Regions from separate parts of the Mus musculus genome. Here region 1 is linked to region 2. The links are chromatin loops, found by intact Hi-C in ENCODE. Cell type or tissue: heart. All regions are shown on one strand. Each heading gives the region's core, and the rest is flanking DNA. Links, peaks and the distances in the headings are about the cores only. Region 1 overlaps Gm36210 (predicted gene, 36210). Region 2 has its middle 9.9 kb from the start of Ube2s.

What was found. Peaks named below come from ENCODE experiments on the same cell type or tissue, not always from the same donor. Only the 100,000 strongest peaks of a DNase experiment are listed, where the experiment ranks them.
Region 1: it touches region 2 in a loop (2.2-fold over the local background); 2 of 42 quality-filtered maps call a loop at or near these places.

Annotation. Positions count from the first base shown.
Region 1 is chr7:4,898,749-4,901,553 of GRCm38, forward strand. It overlaps Gm36210 (predicted gene, 36210), which reads right to left. Exons shown (of 2, transcript NM_001370858.1): 2 at 1-748. The coding sequence ends at 232. Among named protein-coding and RNA genes, the nearest start is that of Gm36210, 7.6 kb to the right of the region's middle. In heart, for the core only: a CTCF peak has its summit at 1,295; DNase peaks (open chromatin) are centred at 234, 354, 1,253 and 1,673; H3K4me3 peaks cover 2,292 bases; H3K27ac peaks cover 2,318 bases.
Region 2 is chr7:4,820,879-4,823,683 of GRCm38, forward strand. No RefSeq gene overlaps it. Among named protein-coding and RNA genes, the nearest start is that of Ube2s, 9.9 kb to the left of the region's middle. In heart, for the core only: no CTCF peak of the experiment used is centred there; no DNase peak of the experiment used is centred there; H3K27ac peaks cover 1,194 bases.

The sequences.
Region 1 (2,805 bases), core at 137-2,636, 78 kb after region 2:
GTCTCAAAGTGGAGAGCGATGGCCCTGGTTCTGGGAGCAGAGCTCTGGATTGTGGTTCACAGTGGGAGCCTGGGCTTGGTTTATTTTACACATTTATAGGGTTCTGGGCATGGAATCCTGGCTTCTTGCGTGTTAGCCAGGCACTCTACCAACTGCGCAATATTCTTACATCTGTCAGGAGCAGGGAGGTTGGCTGGGCCTGAGATGGGTTTGGCCTGTGTTGATTGGGTTTCAAAGGGCTCCCCAGCTGTCCAGGACTCCCTGAGGATCACAGGCATAAGGTGCCTCCCAACTGTCTACCCAACCACAGCCTAGAGCTGCAGGCTCCAAGCTGCCCCCTTGGGCTTTCTGGGGAGGGAGCAGAAGATTGGAGAACCTTGGAGCCTGTATTGGGGTTGGCTGTCCCTGGTCTCCTGGGCCCAGAGCATGAGAGATGACATCGGATGCCACCTGGGGGTTACCAGCAGGGAGAGTCTGGCAGAAGCTGTCAGGAGTCACCAAGGGACGTGGTGTAGGAGTGAGCAGAATGTCATCAAAGAGATCAAGGGTTGAGGTGTCTAGGGCAACTGGGCTCAGGCTGGGGCTGCCGTGGGGCGCTTCCATGGGGGCCTCTGCACACGCCACCCCCAGGAAGGGGGACGGAGGCGGCGGAGGTGGCCTTCGGAACGGTGGTCTCTGAGCAGGCGCTTTTTGAGACAGGATGGTCAGAGCCAGGTGCTGGGTGGCGGCTTCAATCTTGGCAAACTCCCTGGAGAGGGAGGGGAGGAGCGAGGGAGATAGGGAGGGAGCGAGGGAGGGAGGAGAGGAGGAGAGATTCAGTTGTTTTCAGTTGTATGCCTACAAAGACCCCTCTTCTGAGTGCCGCCCTCCCGGCTCTCCCTTCCCCACCCTGTGCTTCATCCGGAGATGAGTCTCTTCTTTTCAGGCCCATTCCCCCAACCCCCATTACCCGTTATTTTCCTGGCCCCCGCCTTCATTTCCTTGAGTCTGACAGGTTAATAGTCTTCCCTGGGAAGTTCTGATTGCTGTAGGGTTGTGCACCGCACAAGGAAGTTCCTTTAGCCCAATCCTGGGCACATCTTGACAGTGAAGATTTATCATAACCCTATTCCAGTATATGAAAATTTAATGTCTCGGGGAAAGAGAGCCTTTCCAATCAATAATCGCAAACGGGAGCCGTGGGCCAGCGGTGCACCGCCATATTGATAAGCGAGCTTTCTTCAATTCTGCCCACCCCCACCTGTCTCTTGCCAGAAGCTCCGATACTCTCCTCGCACTCCCGCCACCCTAGTGGTCACGTGGATGGATTTCACAAACAGCTGGGGCTGAATTGTGTTTCTCCGAATTCTCTTATTTCTAAAAATTAATTTTTGTTATTATCTTAACTTTTTTACATTTACTTATTTTGTGTGTGTGTGTGTGTGTGTGTGTGTGTGTGTATGCTCCCTCTACCTCCTCCCTCCCCCTCTCTCCACACCACACGTGACAGCTTTATGTGAGTTTCTGGTTTGTTTTTTTTTGTTTTGTTTTGTTTTGTTTTGTTTTTTTAATGTCTATGTATTTGTGTGAGTGTATCTGGATGACTGTGGAGGCCAGAGGAGGGATATAGACAGTTGTGAGCCACCGGGCATGTGTGCTGAGAACTGATCTCTGATTCGTTGGAAGAGCAGCAAGTTATTTTTAACTACTGAGCTATCTCTTCAGCCCTGTTCCTGGTATTTTACTCAGTAAGTCAGGCTTGGTTGCAAGTCCCTTCACTTGCTGAGCCATCTAGCTGTCCCATAGCTGCTAATCTGTATATATGTATATTTCTGTGGGAGTGAGCGTGGGTCGAGACCAGGAAACTTGAAAAGGCACAAGGTGGGAGCAATGAAGCTCCAAGGGCGGAAGACGCAGATGCAGGGGGTAGTAGAACGCCTGTGATGCAGCGGGGGAAGAGGAAGACTATGGGCGGAAGGCAAGTGAGGGTAGCGAAGGGGGAAAGGGGGGGACGGGGGGGGGAGACAAGGTGGGTGGGATCTATGTGTGTAGATTGGGTTGATCCCACCCACCTTGGGTTGATCCGAGAATTTCTGGACCTGCCAGCGGTTAAATAATGGCACAGACACTTATTAATATCTACAAGAACTTAGGCCTTTAGCTTGGGCTACCTCCCAGCTAGCTCATCTAATTGAATCTTAGCCACCACCCGCGTGGCTAGTTCTTTAAATCTCTCAGTCATCCGATTACCCGCTGGCAAATCTCTTGTCTTCTCCCAGAGACCACTCTCTCTGCCTGGAAGTCCCGTCCCGTCCCGTCCCCCCACCCCACCCCCACCCCGCTTCAGCTATTGGCCGTCAGCACTTTACTAAACCAATCAACAGGCCAGGGAGAGAAGGATGTTGACAAAATACTGAGGCAGGTAATGATCCAGATTAACAGTACCCAAATCCAGCCAGCACTCAGCTCTCTGATGGTACAGCAATCAACGTCAGACTGCACACAGCGTATCCCAACTGTGTGTGAAAATGCCAGAGGTGGGGCTGGAGAGATGGCTCAGTGGTTAACAGCACAGGCTGCTCTTGTAGAGGGCCCAGATTCCATTCACAGCAAGCACTGGGAGGTTTACAAGCATCTGTAGCTCCAGTGCCAATGGACCTGGCGCCCTCTTCTGGTCTCTGGGGGCACTGCACCCATGTGGTGCACAGACCCGCATACAGGCAGGCAGGCAGGCAAAAACATTCACATAAAATAAATAAATCTTTAGAAAAGGTAAGAAAATCCCATAAGGACAGCCGGGCGTGGTGGCGCACGCCTTTAATCCCA
Region 2 (2,805 bases), core at 95-2,594:
GTGTAGCTAAGAATGACCTTGACCTTTTGTTTTGTTTTGTTTTGTTTTGTTTTGTTTTGTTTTGAGACAGGATAGCCCTGGCTGTCCTGGAACTCACTCTGTAGACCAGGCTGGCCTCGAACTCAGAAATCCGCCTGCCTCTGCCTCCCAAGTGCTGGGATTAAAGGCGTGCACCACACCGCCCGGCGACCTTGACCTTTTATGCACTGTTAGGGTTTTGTTATGTACTCTTGGCTGGCCTGAAGTCCCTCTTGCTCTGCCTCCTGAATGAATGCTGGCTTTAAAGGTATGTGCCTTGGCTGTGGGACTGACCTTGAACTTCTGACCCTCTGGCACCCACCTCCCAAATACCAGGTTGACATGCTCACATTTCCACGCTTTCTGTTTTTCTAAATGTAATCATAGTGTGTGACTGTGTGTGTGTGTGTGTGTGTGTGTGTGTGTGTAGTGTGCCACTGCATGTGCACAGGTCTGACTATAACCTTTGGGTGTTAGTTTCTTCATTTCACCATGAAGGCTCCAGGGATCAAACTCAGGTTATCAGGTTTGTCGGCATGAGCCTCTGTCCACAGAAATGCCTCACTGGCCCACCTACTGCTTCTTACCTAACAACATCATCCTGAGGTGTTCCCTGTCATGTGTATGGGTAACAAAAAGACCATGTCCATTATTTCCCTCCAGATGACTTTCACTGTTCAATTCTTCTTTCTTTCACTCTGTACCAAGCACAGAGAGTTGGGTATGTCTAAGTTAAATATGTGTTTGCAGGACACTCTTGTATTCTTAGACGAGGAAAAGCAGGTTACAGAGTGACCTATATATAGGAAGAGTGCTTTGCTGGGGAAAATGTATTTGCATGAGGAAAATTCTGGAAGGAAGCGTGAAGATGCAAATGGCACTTGACTGACTGGCTGATGTTCACTTGGCCCTCTCCTCCCTTCTCTGGATCCTCTCATCTGTTCCTCTCACAATCACCATCATTGTCAGGGTGCATTTGGCTGCCAGGAATGGGAGCCCAATCAAGAGAGGCTTGTGGGAGAATTCAGGGACTTCCGAGGGCCATTTACTCCTCAAGAACAGGGACTTATTTGTTCTGTTCGCTCAATTTTGTTGAATAAATCTGTGGGTTAGCATAACAAAAATATGAATCCAAGCCAGCTCCTTAGAGTCCCTAGCTAGGCCTAGATAGTTACTGCCTTCATGCCATCTCGGCCACTTTCTTACTTCACCCAGGAGTTCATTTTCCTTTTTTTCCTCCTTCCCTCTCCTTTGTCTCTGTTCACTTCTATCTGCTTCTTTGGGGGGTGGGGTGGGGGAGGGTTTAAGACAGAGACTTGCTATGTAGCCACAACTGGCCTGGTGGCATAGTAACACTATGTAGCCTAAGCTGGCTTTGATCATCCGTACGGTTCTTAAGGTGGCTGTGTTTCTGTGTGAAGCCAGCTCTCAAGCCCTCGGTGTGCTTCCTCAGGAGCTGTCCACTGGAGGTTGGGGGTTAAGCTAGTCAGCATGCCCCTGGGATCCACCTGTTCCTATTTTTCCAGTCTCCCTGCACCTGGCTCTGTGTACTGGTGTTGGAGAGTCAACTCGGGTCACCAAGCTTGGGTCCTGAGCACCTTTCTGATAGTACCATATTCTCAGCTGACTTTATTATATTTTATTAAGGCAGGGTCTCATGAAGCAGAGGCCACTGTTGTACCCCTGATCTTTTCATCTCCACTTCATTAGTGCTGAAATTAAAGGCATGTGCTGCACTTGACTGGCCTTGCCCTTTTGCTCCCCAGTGATGGAATTCTAGGCATGTGCAGTGAGGCCCAGCCCTGCCTCTACCTTTCTCCCTCCAGCTCTTCTTCCAGGGTCTTTTGCAAACAAATACTCTGCAGAGGCAAACACTTAGGAGAGAACTTTCTTAAGTTTTGTACATCTAGTAATTAACTCTCTCTCTGTGCGTGTGTGTGTGTGTGTGTGTGTGTGTGACAGTTTGCAAATGTTGGCTCAGTCCTTCCACCATGCGGATCCCAGGGATCACGTTCTGGTCATCAGGCTGGACAGCAAAGTGACTTGACTTGCTGAGCTACTTCACTGGCCCAAAACCTTTCTCAGAGTTCACAAGTAGATGCATGGGAGCTGCCTCTCCCGCAGCGTGGCCTGCAGGCAAGAGATATAATATCGGCTATCGCCACACATGTCCACACAAACATTTGGTCATAGTTAGCTTCAGTTGTCATCTTGACAACTTAGGGTGAGGAAACCTCAGTTGTGAATTTGCCTCCACTGGCCTGGCCTGTGGCTAGCTAGATCTGTGAGGTAGTTCTTAATTAGAGACAGCCAGGCCTCAGCTGCAGCAGGAGGAAGCAGAAGGGACTCCAGGAGAAGGTCTCAGCTGCGCCTCTCTTAGTGAAGTGAAGGATCAGCAAAGGCTCAAGACCCACAAACGTCGCACAGCTAACTTTATAAGCAAGCCAGCTCTGCCTCCGTCACTGCCCACCCAGTCCTTGTTATAAGCTCACCAAACATCACGTGTCCTCCATGAGTCTTGCCTCAGCACATACATCTGTCTCAGCTGACATCACTCTGCCAATTGGTCCTGGTCCTCGGAAGGGAGAAGAGCCTACAGCACACCACTTTTGGTGCATTTCTCTCTATGGAGTCCTGATGAATGAAGCGCAACTGTGCATTGTAAGGAGTATCAATTCGTGCGAGTCATTAGCAAAGAATCCCTCATCACGGGTCCTTTCACGTGCTTGCTTTTTTTTTCCCCCTCTGAGACAGGGTTTCTCTGTGTAGCCCTGGCTGTCCTGGAAC